Regions from separate parts of the Homo sapiens genome. Here region 1 is linked to region 2. A link is an interaction called in ENCODE POLR2A ChIA-PET data of the cell type or tissue named here. Cell type or tissue: A673. All regions are shown on one strand. Links, peaks and the distances in the headings refer to the core of each region. The heading gives the core; the rest is flanking DNA.

What was found. Peaks named below come from ENCODE experiments on the same cell type or tissue, not always from the same donor. Only the 100,000 strongest peaks of a DNase experiment are listed, where the experiment ranks them.
Region 1: POLR2A ChIA-PET joins it to region 2 with 9 read pairs; 1 of 35 experiments calls an interaction of 5 or more read pairs at or near these places.

Annotation. Positions count from the first base shown.
Region 1 is chr1:183,644,142-183,652,273 of GRCh38, forward strand. APOBEC4 (apolipoprotein B mRNA editing enzyme catalytic polypeptide like 4) reads right to left here. Exons shown (of 2, transcript NM_203454.3): 2 at 2,134-4,670. The coding sequence starts at 4,640. The coding sequence ends at 3,537. It also overlaps a transcript of RGL1 not described here. Among named protein-coding and RNA genes, the nearest start is that of APOBEC4, 5.1 kb to the right of the region's middle. RefSeq lists a silencer at 1,613-1,907. In A673, for the core only: no CTCF peak of the experiment used is centred there; no DNase peak of the experiment used is centred there; H3K27ac peaks cover 785 bases.
Region 2 is chr1:183,777,065-183,785,247 of GRCh38, forward strand. It overlaps a transcript of RGL1 not described here. Among named protein-coding and RNA genes, the nearest start is that of RGL1, 24 kb to the right of the region's middle. In A673, for the core only: no CTCF peak of the experiment used is centred there; DNase peaks (open chromatin) are centred at 1,167, 1,947, 2,547, 3,847 and 1 weaker place; H3K27ac peaks cover 4,000 bases.

The DNA.
Region 1 (8,132 bases), core at 2,512-6,511, 130 kb before region 2:
ACTTTGTAGTGAATCTGCATTGTTATTATTTAGAGAAGCATTAAGGCATAATGATTAAGAACATGGATTCTGGAGCTTGACTTCTTGGGTTTAACGCTCAGCTCAGCCTTTTTTTACTACTTGGGCAGTTACTTAAATTATCTGTGCCACAATTTCCTTATATGTAAAGTAGTTATTATAATAATATCTACCTCATAGGATTATTGGGAGGATTAAATGAATTAATACATGTAAGTGCTTAGAAAAATACTTGACATATAGCTCTCACTCAATGTTAGTAATAATGATAATATTATTTTTTAGAAACAGGGTCTTGCTATGTTGCCCAGGCTGGAGTGTAGTGGTGTGATCATGGCTCGCTGCAGCCTCTACTTCCTGGGCTGAAGCAGTCCTCCTGCCTCAGCCTACCAAAGTACTGAGATTACAGGCAGTAGCCACCACGCCTGGCCGAATAATATTATTTTAAATTAGCATAGGTTATGATGTGGCTTTCCTTTTAAAATTTATTTTATTTTATTTTTTTAATTTTTAAATTTATTTATGTGGCTTTCCTTAAAAACCAATACGAAGAGTAAGATTCCATTCTGTGAGTTAAACTTTTTGGATTGCTTATACTATGAATAAAAAAGATGTAACGGCAGTTTAAAGAAATAGGATTTGCTGTCCGATCAGCAGGATTAGATTATAGCTTGATGAATTCTAATCTATTTAGTATTATATAAATTGGATTGTAGCTTGATGAAACATAGAAAACGGATTTCTAGTCACATAGAAAATCGATGCTATGACAGGAGCTGGTCATAGAGGTTTGTGTTGTCTCTTGTTGCCTAGACCCTCCCAAACATTGTCCAGGAATGAGATGCCTTTGTGCATACCCCATCCACCACTTCATTCTAAGCAGATGTCAGTCACCACTACTAAAGCAGAATCTGATAGCACTAAACATTTGAGTCACATAATGGACTCCTCTAATCCATAAGGCAACCTTATGATAATTTGGCTTGCTATGTAGCTTATCTACATGGAGAGGCTATGTAACCTGGATGACTTGAATATATGCTTGCATATCCAGTTATAAGTCTTACTAGAAATCAGTACATTAGTTTTTTGTCTTTACATGTCAATCTCAAGAGGTTTGTTAATCCAAACCTGCTTCTGATGAGTAAATCCATTCTCCCTGTACTTACTAAGTAGGTAGTTGAGCATATAAAGCTAAGACCCCCAAACCCTGGACCTTGGTAGATTCACCAAGATAATGTGTCCGTCTCTTCAGTCTCATTGTTTTCTTGGGATATATCCCAGTGCCTTTTCCAGATCATCATATTACTAGCTACCTTAATTTACTTCTATTTTCTTTATTTCCATTAGTTCTATATGTGTGGTGGCAGAGATATTCTTCCATATCACCATTGCCAGTTGGCTGAAGAGGGGTGGAGCAACCCAATTTCTCTCTCTCAATCCCCGGCCAGCCTGATATGACCAAGAATCACTGCGTAGTGAGCAAGGAAAGCTAATCACTGCACTGCAGGATCTCACTTTGTGGAACTATTGCTTTGCTATATGCCTTCTTATAGCAGACGGAGCTGAAAGGAACCTTAAAGATGAACTAGCCCACATTTCTTGTTTTACAGATGAGGAAACAGATTACTTGCCTTGGACAGTATATCTTTATGCTCTTCTAACAGTCTTTTGTCTAAGGTTGGCCTGGACTTACGACCTGTGAGTAATCTTCTTTGTAGCCCTAGTCTTATCGAACCAGTACAAAAGTTTAACTGCCAAAGGCACTTTCTTTCCTATAGTTCTGACAACTTCTCCTTTTGTTATATACCACTGATATCCAGGTTCAGTTCATCATCTATTTCAGACCATGTTTCTAATTGGATTCTCTGTAGCCTGGTTCATGTTGTAGTCTGCCATTTTCTGGCAACAAATTGGATCTATTTTAATAATGATCAGAGATGCTGGATTTGTCATGTTGGGATCTTTTTAACTCAGTATCCCAAATTGTGGACATAGGATTTCATGAAATAAAAATAAACCTCAACAGTACTTCTTTAAATAATACTCACTATATACCCAGAATAAAACTATATTCCAGTAATTCCATTAAAATTTGTATGCTAACAATAAAACTTTGTTTTAAAATTTTTATTCATGTTTATTTTAACCACAATACTAATTGCTATTCCTAAAATATGTTTTTCTTTCTCCTCCTCCCTTATGGAGTATTAAATGTTTTAATGTCATGGCAAACTCTTTTATTAGCTTAGGATTACTTTATATATATATATAAAGAAAAAAATTAATAGCAAGTTACGAGAAAATGTACATTTTTCTTGTAATGTATCTTTACATATTTCAAAGAGGCAAGTGGCAGCAAATGTGAAATAAGCATAAGCAAAGTGCTTTCATTTAAGTGCTTAGAGGATTAATCAAGGAGCACTTCCTAGAAGTGTGTTTTGAAGATTTTAAGAGAAGGTACAAATATTCACTGGTGACGAGGATGGAGTCAGAAAGAGGGAAGTAAAACACACATTATGCATTGGGAGCTGCATTAGAAAGGGGAATGGATGCTAACAAAAAGAAAAAACATCTCTTGCAGGATGGTGAAGCAGGCTTTCAGCTGGGATGGAGAAGGGATGCTGAGTTACAATCATTGGTGAAGTTATTGAGATGTCATTTCAGCCTTGCTACTCACATTTTGCTGGGTAATGTGCTAGATCCTAAGGGAAAAGCTAAAGAGAAGGGAGAGACAGTGCTTGACCTGTAGGTACTTATGATCTTGCTGATGAGACAAGGCAACAGGAAGTTAAAGGAGGATCCTTGAAAGCCAGTAAGAGGAACTTGGATTTTATACAGTATGTGATGACAGGAGCCATTGGAGGTTCTCATGTATCATCTTACCTCTATCATCTGCTCAGAAGGGAGAGGTCTGAGCTGGGGAAGATCAAACTGAGCAGGTGGCTAGGTTTTAATCTTTATAGCTATATGTAATCAGCAGAAGAGCTTTTTCCCACACAAAACTATTTTGAATCACTTTAGAAAAAAATGAGCTGCCTAAAATCTTCTGTCCATGATTAACAATTAATAGAAAATCACTGGTTTGCTCCTGCAAACAGCACTTAATGTCAGTAGCTTCAGGCTGTTTTTCAATTTTACAGTAAATTTTTTACCGAAACAAATTTAGGTAGCTATTTTGTCCATGGGCTTTTGTAGTGGAAAGATGATGTGAGTAAAATAGAATAATGAGATTCCTTTTCTGCATCAAAATATTAGCAAGCTGCTAATGGTTCCATTTTGATACTGCCACTTTCAAAATAAAGGAGAGAGATCAAGTTGCTTATGGAAACATTTTGGATTATGTTTAAAATAGTGTAACTTTATAATAGTTGATATGGTAAATAATTCAAGGTTTGCTTTTAGTGCATCAGTTTATCTCCATCTTGGCTCAGCCCTGAGAGAGAAAGTTTCCAGATTTTTATTGCCTATCTAATAAGTCCCTTGGTAATTGGTTTCATGCTGTAGGAATGTAGATTTTATTTCTTCCCTTTCTTCTTCTTCTTTTCATCTGCCTCCTTGCTACTTGCAAACTGTTCTGTGATTTCCACTATCTCCACTGACCTTCCAGTGGGAAGCCTTCCAAGGTCCTTGGTTTCCTGGAATGACATTTGAGGCATATTTAAGTGCCTTACGATATTCCTGGGTTTATTTGGGTTTTGGCCCATATGCATTGGTGGTAAGTCCCTGAGAGGCACTAGCACAAAAACAACAGGAGCCCTGAGGTCTGGAGGTAGGTTGGGTTGGAGTTGTCCACTCGGCATTTGAAAAAACTGTCCAGGAAAGGCATTGTTTAAGGGGTAGCTCTCTAAAGCCTCCTGAGCTTTTGTGTTTGGATTCCTTTTTGTCTGGAGAAGAACATCAGTGAAGTAAGGTTTTACGCCTGTTATGGCATTGATTTCATATGCGTTGTGCCTGTCAGCCAGTGCTCTCCCAGTTAAAATGGGCTGAAAAACATGTGATCCTGAGACACCACTTATAAAGCTGTGGAGAACAGAATGCCAGATCCCACCACTTATTGGACTCAAAACAACCCGCGGCCATAAGCTGGCCAGGCTCCGGAGAGCTTCGCGGTTCCATGCTGAGGCAGGAAAGTCCATCTCAGTATGATAGAGCTGAGAAAAATAAATACTAAGAGTGATGCCTGGATACGTAATCAGGAAATTATACATTTTGCTGATGCAGCAGTGGTTAGCTTCATTACAAGGGGAGTTGTTGGAATACAGAATGATATGCCTGATGCTGTCATTATTGTATATGGCTGAGTCAAGATAACCATTCATTTCAAAGAGCATTGATTCTGGATGGATATAATTCCCAGTGCAACTGCTAGCATGGCCCTTTTGCACCAGGCTACCAGAAGAAGTTTTTAGTTCATAAAATGTGAGGTGTTTTGTTTGAGGAAATGTTGTCCCATAAGGGAATCCAAAAATCTGACAAAATTCTGTGAGGGAAACTCTTGCTTCTTCACCTGTTCGAATATGGTAAGGACAATTAGAGCAATCGAGAGAGAAGCTTAGCCAGTAATATGGTTTTACTATTGTTCCATGATTTGCTAGGTACTCCTCATATATGGGCTCCATTGCTAGATTTACTGTCTTCTAGCTGCAAACCTAAACAAGGAAGAGAAATTACATATAAAACCAGCGCAGGAAAAACTGAAGACAGTGCATTAATTTATTAAACCATACTTTCTTTAAAGGAAGTAGCACAATAAAGATAGTGATATATGCATAGATTTAAAAGCTCAGGATTCATTATTCTTTATTGAGACTCCTAGAGCATGGGGAGGAAACAGAAGAGAAAGGCGTTCTTCAACTTTACCTGTTTCATAGATTCCAAGTCAGTAAAGCAAATGAGTTAACAATGCAAGTTCTAGAAACAGACTGTCTGGTTTTAAATTTGGGCTTGGCCAATTATCAGCTTGGTGGCCTTTGACAAGTTATTTAACATTTGGGAGCCACAGATTCCTTGTCTGTAAAATGAAGATATTAATAGTACTTACCTGATAAGATTGTCTTGAGCATTGAATAACAGAATGAATATAAAATGCTTCACTAATGTGCTTGTCACATAGTAAGGACTCAGTAAATATTAACTCTTAGTAGTAAAAGTACAAATCCTAGGGTTATCTAGATTATTCCTAATTATAAAAGTACAAAAAAGTGTTTTGCATTTTGTTCATGATCTTTCTTCTCAGAATATGTTAACATCTAATGTATTGTGCAGAACTATTCAGTGTGCTTGCATTTAACATCAACTTTCTTAAAATCACTGGAAATAATTTGGAGGTTTTTGGGTTTTTTTTGAGACTAGGATCATGGGATCTCTTTTGCTTAATGATAGAGACTTCTTAGGAAAGTGCCACTTGAGTATTCTTTGGATTGTGGACACTCATTCATTGACATGTAAGAGTTTTCTTTCCCGTGAGTGGGTCTTGTTAGAAGACTTTTGAAAAATTACTGTTACAGAAAGCAAATATGGTTCTTTAGAATATTTCAAATTAGTAGTTTCTGGGATGTTAAACTCAAAAAGCTGAGATCTTTAAGTAATGATTTTTTCCTTTAAAAAATATTCCTTCAGTTATCGTTGTTCCTATAATGCTCTAGGAGCTACCTATTTTGTTTGTTTTTGAGACAGTCTTGCTCTGTTGCTCAGATTGCAGTGCAGTGAGATGATCATGGCTCACTGTGGCCCCAACCTTCCGGGCTCAAGTGATCCTCCTGCCTCAGCCTCCCAAATAGCTGAGACCACAGGTATGTACCACCATGCCCAGATAATTTTTTTATTTTTTAGGAGGGATACAGTCTCCCTATGTTGCCCACACTGATCTCGAACTCCTGGGCTCAAGTGATCCTCCTACCTTGGCCTCCCAAAGTGCTGGGATTACAGGTGTGAACCACCATGTCCAGCCTTCCGTCACTATTAACATGTCTATTCCCTCCAGTCTTTTTGCTATATGTGTATGTTACATATAATATAAACAAAGTCATGTTTTATACCCTGCTTTTTCACTTAATATTGTGCCATGAGCATTTTCCCATGTTATTAAAAATAATATTCGGCCAGGCGTGGTGGCTCACGCCTATAATCCCAGCACTTTGGGAGGCCAGGGTGGGCGGATCATGAGGTCAGGAGATGGAGACAATCCTGGCTAACATGGTGAAACCCCGTCTCTACTAAAAATGTAAAAAATTAGCCAGGTGTGGTGGCATGCGCCTGTAGTCCCAGTTACTCGGGAGGCTGAGGCAGGAGAATAGCGTGAACCCAGGAGGCAGAGCTTGCAGTGAGCCAACATCCCACCACTGCACTCCAGCCTGGGTGACAGAGCGAGACTCTGTCTCAAAACGAAAAACAAAAAACACAATATTCATGGCTAATTAGTTTTTTATTATGTAACTGTAACATTCAGTTTCTTGCCTCTTTTAATTATTATAACACTTTGATAAATATTTCTGTGAGAAATTATCTATTGCATATATTATATAATATTTATTATAAAGAATCAGATTTTTTTTTTTTTTTAGAATAGATTACTAGAAATCATAGTATTAGGTCAAACATTGTCAAATCGCTTCCTAGGAAGGTGTACCAATCTTATCACATTCTCTTACAATGTTGTTTATCCCAATTTGAGAAGGGAGCATTGGTATTTTTTTGTTGCTATAATGTGTGCCTTTATTATTTCTAGTGAAGTTGAACACTTTTTGACATGCTTATTGGTCTGTGGTATTTATTCTTCTGTGAAATATATTTGATTTTTTACCTATTTTTTGCGTGAAGTTTTCCTTATTGGTTTGCAAGACATTTTTATGCATCAAGAATATTAAATCTGCCACATTTGCTGCTAATATTTTACCTGGTTTATACAGCCTTTTAATTATGCCAATGTTATTTTAATTGCACCAAATTTTACATTTTTATGTGGTCCAGTCTCTACTCCTGTGATTTTTTTTCTTATTGTATTTAGAAATGCCTTCCTCATCAAAGCATAATTAAGTATTCCCCATATTTTCTTCTAGTATTTATGGTTTCATTTTTTACATTTAACTTTGTCAGATAACAAAACTGATAAGGCAGAAAATTTAAATGAGGTAAACTGACCATTGCAACAGAATATATTTTTCACTTTTCAAAATCTCACTTATCATATCACAAGTATGAATACTTGTGCTAATAAATAAATTATGGCCTCTCATATGGAAGTGCTATGTTCACCTTCTGTCTTCCTCAGCCCACATCAGCTCATTCATTGCTGTATTTGATACAGCTTGATCTCTAGCCTGAAACCTGCAGAGTTCCTATGCTAATCCTATCCTGGGCAGAAAATATGTTAAAAGCCTCAATCCAGCTGTAGGTGGAATGTAGCTTTATTCATGTCACCATTATCTTAGTGGCTAATATCCTGCAGTAACTCTGGCACCACATACCCACCAGATTCTAGATTTCTCCTAGCCTCTGCTGTGTCATCTTAATCCATAGGATTGGACATTAGCTTTGTTTTTTCCTTAGTACTATATTTTCCTGATGTAACTGAATTCCTGCCTTGAGGCTTCCTAGACCTTGTCATAGCTTTCCTTCTAGAGAGCTGGATTTAACCCTTGGCAGTGGACGATCTCTTGGAACCTGACGCCATTTCCTGCTTACTCCCGAGCATTGTTTCCTCTCTGGACCTCCTCCTTGCTTAGCCTTCATCAGGCTGGATGGATCTCTCCATCAGAACTTGCCAAAACCAAGCCCAAACTTTCATGCTTTTTAATATTGTGCCCTTGATGTGGTCGACTTATGGGTGGTACACCGGACATCCAGGTTACTGCTCAGATTACAATTTCAACTCACCCATAGACAATTTACAGATTGATTTGGCTAAATGTTATGGAAACAGAACCAAAAGGCACTTTTCTGTCTTTATTACTATTTCTTAAGGTGATGTGTATGTGGAGTTAACTATATATAATGGTCCCATAATTACCCTTTTGGGAAACAAAAGTCTTTGTGTGTTTTTAGATAAAGGTAGCAAAATGGAAACTCCCTATTGCTTTTCTAAGCACGCCTTCCTTTGCACCCCCATCTTC
Region 2 (8,183 bases), core at 131-4,130:
TGGATCGAAGCTGTCCTGAGCCAAAGTGTATCAGTTCTGCCTACCATCAGCAGAAGATATTAGCAGTGGTTTGTTTAATTTCTTTTTGGACTTTCAGAGAAACAGACTTGAAGATAGCCTTTGGGAAGCTAACTTGTAAGTACATAAGCTTTGTAATACAAAGTTAACTTTATCTTAATTTTCGTATACTGCTGACATTTTCTTGCATCAGATGGATTATGTTTGTGTCCCGGATCTTGAGGTTAGCCAGAGTTTGTAAAACTAATAAATAATTTTACAATCTGGAAGATTTTTCTTTTAACAAAACCAATGGCATGTGTCCATTATCCTATGGAGCTAGGACAACTTGAGTTTGGTTTGGAGAATCTAGAACACAGTTGCTCTGGGGCAGGGATGAAGGAGGATTACATTCTAATGACAGTCATTTGCAATGTCTCATCGTGTTCAAACATAGGACGATTACACAAGGTTTCATAATGGAAAATAAGCGGTCCAGATAATTCAGAATACACAAACCATTTGGTGACCTTGCCTGTGACTCCTCAGGGAGGGAGCTCATAGGAAAACTGATGATCTGAGATTGTGATTTGCCCAAAGTTGCAGAATAACATTATACTCTAATTCCCAACTGTTGCTCTATGGACTTGGTTTTTACAATTATCTAAGATTTTCAAAGACTCTAAGCTTTGCAAACTCTAATTACATGACAAAGTTCCTGGCCATTAGCTTTTAATTTTAGAGTATACTTTTTATTGTCGTTTGAGTTTTATGTACTTTTTATTGTCATTTGAATTCTGCATGATGATAGTCTTCCTTTCCTTCACTCCCTACCCTGATCTTCCTTTCTCCCCAACCCTATTGATACTGAGAAAATTAACATCTCATTTGGAAGTGGGATGTTTGAAGGGATAGATTATCTTTACAGTTTGTTTCATGTGTCCAAGAAAATTTTTAAGCTGCAGCTCGGGGTAGCATTTTTCTTTCCTCCAGCTCTGTATTTTTTTCTTATTTAATGTGATCAGTAGTTCAAAGCAGGATCTATTTATTTTTGGCTCACTTTCCACCTCACTGGTTGTGACTTTTAGATGTGTATGTGGATTTTGTTCTCACAGGAAGATCTAAGGAGACCCTGTTATAAGCATGGGTTAACCGCCATAAGGCACAGCTGGTGCAAATCAGCATGATGCAGCATAGCTTAGGGTTATTGGCAGCGCTTGTGTTTAGAATTATACAGTAAAGAAGAAAAGGGGCTCTGTACTATAGGATAGGAAAGAAGGAAAAATCTAGCGGGGGAGAAGGGAGGATATCAAACATAAACAGGAGAGGGAAGACATAAAAGAGTAGGGGTTTTCCTAGTGACCTCATAAACAAGTAGTATGGGGAAAACTGTATACTATGTAAAGTTTTACTAAATAAAATGATGTTTATATATAATCCTTTATGGTTTCAGGGATTTGGGACACCTTATTTTATATGATATGTTTCTGTCCTTTATGGGGGTAAACAGAGAAACTGTGGGGAGGCTTGATAGCCCATGGAGAACTGGGAGGGTTCTTTAAAGAAGTTGGGGAGAATGGAAAATCTAGGATGGGAAAAAGGGTCTGGATTCTATATTCCAAATTCTCTGTCCTCAGTCTGATTTGATGTATGTCATCTATGGTTCAGCTACATGTCTCAGGTTTTGGATCAAAATATACATGGTCAGCATAAGTCTCTCTGAGCAGATTGACATATTTTCCCAGATCATTACAAAAGAGGGCTCATCCTTTAGGGAATTGTCTGCATCTTTCCTGAGGCCTGGATTCAGTGCTCCTTTGAAGACAAATGGGCCGTGATAGGTGGAGCAGTTTCTGTAAGAGATGGTCCTGTGCCAACCCCCTGGCAGAATTGTACACCTGGCACTGGTACAACTGGTGCTCCGCTTAGACTTTTCTCTCAGTCTTTCATGGACACCTATTAGGTGGCTGGGAGGAAGAAAGAAGGGGAAACTTCCTCCTCCCCTGGAGGACAGACTGCTATCAGTAAGGAAGCTGTGTAGCTGTTCATTAGAAGTGGTGATTCTTATTTGGAGCATTGCAAAATTTCAAAATTTTCCCTTCCTTCCTTCCTTCCTTCCTTCCTTCCTTCCTTCCTTCCTTCCTTCCTTCCTTCCTTCCTTCCTTCCCTCCCTCCCACCTTCCTTCCTCTTCTTTCTTTCTTATAGTCTTGCTTTGTCGTCCAGGCTGGAATGCAATGTCACCCAGGCTGGATCTTGGCTCACTGCAACCTCTGCCTCCTGGGTTCAAGAAATTCTCCTGCCTCAGCCTCCTTAGTAGCTGGGATTTCAGGCATGTGCCACCTCGCCCAGCTAATTTTTGTATATTTAGTAAAGATGAAGTTTCACCATGTTGGCCAGGCTGGTCTTGAACTCCTGACCTCAAGTGATCTACCCACCTCAGCCTCCCAAAGTTGCTGGGATTACAGGCATGAGCCACCGTGCCTGGCCAAAATTTCTTTTTATTATCTTGAGATCAAGACGTGCTCAGGTTTCACGATGAGTGTGTAAGATGACTCTCGATGCTAATTCTAGGACAGTGTGTGAGGTAGCCCCCACAGTTAATTCTGGGTCAAGGTGAGTGTGTGAGATAGCCCCAAAGTTTGCTCTAGGTCTGGGTTTGTGGATTGTGTTGGAAACTTTAAAAAACAAGGACTTGTGTAGAAGTTTGAGGAAAGATAGTTTGTAAATTTGTATCTTTTTTTTTTTGAATGATAGGAAAGCATCAGTGTTGAGTTCTGCAAGCCAATTGAAAACAGAAGGTATTTTATGCATAGTGTGTGGGTGAAGAATGTATTTGTGAAGGAGGAAATGGGTCAATTGAAATAACTATCAATTCATAAAAGAGAAAATCAGTATCTAATTAGCATGAAGAATGCTCAGATCAAATAGTGTCTAAAATGTTGATTCAGTTTAGTTTTATATAAAATACTTAGTGAGATATAAAGGATATAGAATTTGATAAAACTCACCTTGATTCCAGTTTCCTCCCTGGGAGAATACCTGTGAATGGGTGCAACATTCTTAATGTGCTGGGTGACTTGATTTTTTGCAAATAATTATTTTGGTGGAAATGTGGGTTCATAATGTTTCTAATATGCTTTGCGTCATTTTTCAGGAGCATGATAAATTTGAACTGTTACATCTATTTTACTTTGGAGCAGTCCTCCTTGTCGTCAAGGGCATCCATTTTTGAAACAGCTGTTTGGATTGAGGGATACAGGATGTGGCCATAAAGTAGATCAAAGTTAATTGGCCCTCAGGGTAAACAAGCTCATGACCTTGGCCTCATTAGCCCTGTGCTGTAACTAGCTGAAGTAACCTGCCCTGGGCAGGAAGTTTGCTTCCCTGAAGAAGCTTCAGCATTTAGAAATTATCCAATAAGTCTTCTCATTTTGCCAACCTGCCCTCTTCTGCCCCAGCACTGAATGCTTGGATGGTGAGTGAGAAGAGGGGGAGATTCAGTGCTTTATGGGATTACCATCAGGTAGGAAAAAAAATGTTAAAGTCATGCTTATTTTATAGGATTTGTATACAGGCTTGAGGATAGGTTTTGGCCAATAGAAAGCCTCTACATGTGTCACAACAAAAGGTGTATGATAGGTGATACTTTCAGCGCGGTGGACTCTTTTGAGTCTCAGTTTTGCCTTACCTCTTCATACTGTCTGGATAAATAATGAAATATGCCACAATAGCCCTGACCATGAAATGGATTAATGAAGCTGCAGTTCAAGACTGTACACAAGAGTAAAAGACATTTTTCCTTTCCCAGGCCCAAGAAAACAAAGGAGTCATGCTGTTCCGTGGCAATGGAGCCACCAGCAGCTCCTGAAGGCCAGTTCTCTGCAGCTGGTTTATATTCCTCACACTTCAGGGCCTATTGCTAAGTAGGTTTGTCAACATTTCCTCCAAGCACCTCTTTTCTAGCCTTTCCATTGGCCAGAGGGATGGGGCAGGGATAAGAGTGATCCTTCCGACTTTATGGATAGCTAGGACATTTTGGTTCTTCATACTCTCAGGCATGGACTAGTTCCTCTTATCAAAATCTCTTTTCTGAAGTAAAATAAGTAGAAAAAAATCAAATTCAATTGAAAACCCAGATGAAGCAATTATTACTCTTCTTTTTTCCACTTCCTTCTCCTTCCTAACACACACAGTAAACATTTTTTTGGAGAGATCAATTTCTTCTATGTAGACTGGAATACTTCCCCCTTACCTTAGCTGGCTGAAAGTATTATGGATTGCTCTGCTAAGAACTCTCTTTTTCTTCCCTCTTTGGCCACATACCCAGTTGCTATTGAAAACACTAACTTAGAAACCCATTAAAATAGTTATGGAATATTTATTAAGTTTTTTAATACTGTGGAGTATAAGAAACCTAAACTAGGCCCCGGTTTTTCTCCCAAATGCCACTCCACTCTGTTAAGCTATTTCTCCACCCCATCTGATCCATTTACTGAAAGTTAACCACTGTTAACCATTTCTCGAGATTCTTTACAGAAGAAAAAAATCATGCATGTACCTGAATGTATATATGTACCCATCTCTACATATATGTGTGTGTTTTAACATATAAGGTATCATAGTGTACATGTCATTCTATACCTGGCATTTTTCCTTTAATGATGTGTCTTAGAAATCTTTTCATGTTGGCACACACAGATCCATCTCATTCTAACTACACAGTAATCCATTACATGGATGTGCCATTTTCATTTAACAGTCTCTATACTGATGGACATATTGATGTATTTTTAAAACCACAACAAACTGTGCTCTAAAAAGGTTATGCCCATTTGCACTCTCAAGAGTATAAAAATCCATTTTGAATAGATAGAAAAATAATATTTTCCCAGACTCATGTAGCTGGTTTCTGATTTTATTCCTAAAGTGTTTTCTGTGTTCTAGTTTATGAACACCTGATACATAAATAAGTGATGTTCCTATCTAGCTCTTAAGCTAATCAATAGAATAAATCTTCTTTCACACCTTACAAGTTAATGTTCACCCTGTGCTTGGCCAGAAAAGGATGTGGGTTCTATGAGGATTGTCCACCGATGGCACTCTGTCCCCAGATACCTGCCACAAAGATACCAGGGCTCCAATTCCAGAAAACATAGCCCAGGAAACAGGACTTTACTATTCCATCTCCACCCAGACACGTGGTATTTTGAGAGGTTATTGCCAACTCTGCTGCCTTTACACAGACCCATCAAATTTGTGAGGCAAGATAGAATCTTTTTTGCTACTTCTAAAGGAAACTCAGTGCGTTCATCAGGGAAATGGAGCTCATTACATGGACAGGGAAGCTGGGAGGAATAACCACTTAAAAGCACTTTGAAGCGTGTTCAATCACAGTTAAATGCTTCTTCATAAAACTTGATTTTTGAGGTCTGTTTGGCATCATAGAACTTGCAACTATTGTGTCTTCATAACTCATGGCCTGGGATTTGGCACTACATATTTTTATGGCTGAACAGGAATAGTATAATACACATGAGAGCTACTCAGATATCTAATATTACAGAATAATGCAGAAGACAGAATAGATATTGTGGTGGGTGGATTATAATTATTTTATTTTTGTTGGTAATGTGCTCTAGGTACCATGCAGGGATTTGGTGAGATTGCTGTCATATTTTCTAAAGTATCTGGAATTCCTAAGAGGAAAGCTGGAAAATGAGTGCAAAGTAATGATGCACAGTCTCCTTAACTCTCCTAGTGCCATGGGGGTGTAGACAATGGCAAAATGAGAGGGTAGTCAGACGTCCATGTGTAGATCTCACTGCTTTACAGGGAACAAGAGGCTGAGTATTGTACTGGATGCAAGAATCAACTTTGCCCACCTTAATCATAAACAGAAATATCTAGTTCTCCGGCCTGAACCTTTTCCACTGGTACTGAATTTCTAAAGATAACTGAATTTCTAAAAGATAACCGGGGGAGGGTAGAGCTGCATTCCCAGGATCCTTGAGTTTCCTATCAATGAGGAAAGCTGCTGCTTATTTGTGGACCCAGTGGGTGCCAAAAGGAAGAACTGAAGGGATTTCTACTGGGTTACTGAATTTATTCCAGCTCCGTTTTGGGGAACTCTCAAACCTTGGGGTGAGGAGTGGGGGTTCCCAGATGAATTCAACAAGAGAGAGAGGGAGGGGGAGATGGGAAGAGATAAGTTCAAATAGACAGGCAAAGGGAAGAAAATAAGGAACACACACACATACATATATATAATGATACTTAGATTGGCACAAAAGTAACTGTGGTTTTGCATTGAAAGTATAGCAAAAACCACAATTACTTTTGCACCAATCCAATATTATTACCTAAGGACTCACAGAGATTTCCTTAAGTCCATAGGGACAGGAGCCCTTGCCCTCCATGCTTCAGGAATGATTTGATTAAGGATACTAAACAGGCATGTGACAATGTGAGCTTGCTCAATAATAATCCTTGATGGACTATTACTCATTTTGTGAAATTGAGCCAAGTCTCTCTTTCCTGCTCCCCCTTTCTCCTTATTTCCCTTTCCCCCAGCTACTTTGCTTTGCTAAGTAATCAGACATGGATCTTATTCCCAAGATATTTATATTCTTAGGGAAATAAGACATTTAAAATAAGGAAGAATGCAATAAAATCTATAATGGAAACCCAGCTAATGAGCCACAGGAGTTCAGAGGAGGGAGATGTAACCAGTTGGAGTGGGGAGGAGATTATGGATTGTCATATTTTTGAATTTAATATTTATTGTGAATGCCTAAGTTAAATAGGAATGGAATGGGAAAAAGACTTTTCCAGGGTGTGGAGTTGTCAGGAATAAATCAGGGAGGTCTGCAGTCTTGGGGCATGAATAGCATACAATGATGAGATTATTCTGAGTGGAGTGAAGGGTACACAAGCATATTAAGGAAGAAGTTTCAATGGTGTGGTGGGGCTCTAATCTGCAGGGCCTTGAATGTTCATTGTCATAGCTACAGATAATTGTTAGAAATAGCCTGGTTTGCTGCAAAAGACAGGGCAAACTGGGAGGGACCAGATCTGCCCTCGAGGATTGATCAGGAACTGTGAGGAAGTCTAGGCTGGCAGACAAGGCATTAGAAGAGATGTGCAGAAGAATATGGCGATAGATGACAAGCGGTCACCCAGACAAGTTGGTACTGAGAGGTAGGAGACAAGTCTCAAGGAGGGAAGGTGCCTGATACTGGGAAATACAGGAACAGGTGGCACTTAGAAGTGTAATCAAGACTGAGGGAATAAGAAAGTCTGTCAGCAGTTAGCAGGCTCCAGCCGCTATGCTCAGGTTCATGGGCAGACTTCCAAGCTCTGGGAGGAAACAGCAGAATGGAAAGCAAGAAGCTGGGCCCCAGCCCCAGAGGGACCAGGCAGATTTCCAAGCCAGGAGTCAGACCTGGAACATGGGCCTGACTAGCAGTAAGAATGGTTCAATACTCCATTCCAGAGTGCTGAGCCAAAGTCTTTTAATGCCTTCTGCTTAAGGTTATGACTGACCTTCGACGCTGGGTTTACAGGTGGGAGCAGAGCGGTCCAGCTGTTTGGAGGGGAGGATGCAGATACTGGAGAAACAGTCAGGGTTCACTGCTGGCTAAAGAGTCTAGGCCTTATTTAGTGGGCAAAAGGAGAACAATGGAAAAATTAAAACAGAGGAATATCTTAATTGGAGCTGTATTTCAGGAAGATCAATTTGATCCTAGTGTGTAAAAGGAACCAGAGTTAAGTGAGTCCTCACCTGTAACAAATTTCGGCCATTCTCCTTCCTAAGCACTTCTCCAGTGTGTTCACTTCTCTGCAGGCCCCCTTCTAATACTGTGGCATAAACTATATGAGTAAAATTCATACAATTAATAAACTAATAAAACATTAATTTCACGTGTTTCTTTTCATTCTTTTCATGTGGCTTCTGGAAAAAGTTAAAATTTATAAGCGGCTCACATTATTTTTCAGTGGGGCAGTGCTGCTCTAATCCTTTCTCCATATTGCGGTTAGAACTTTTTAAAATGCAAGTCTTCTCATGTAGCTCTACTGCATGAAATCTCCCCATAATCTCCATTGCCCCAGGATAAAGTCTAAATTCCTTAGCATGGCCCCCACCCTCTTTGTCATCTGGCCTTAGCCCATCTCCCATTGCACTAAT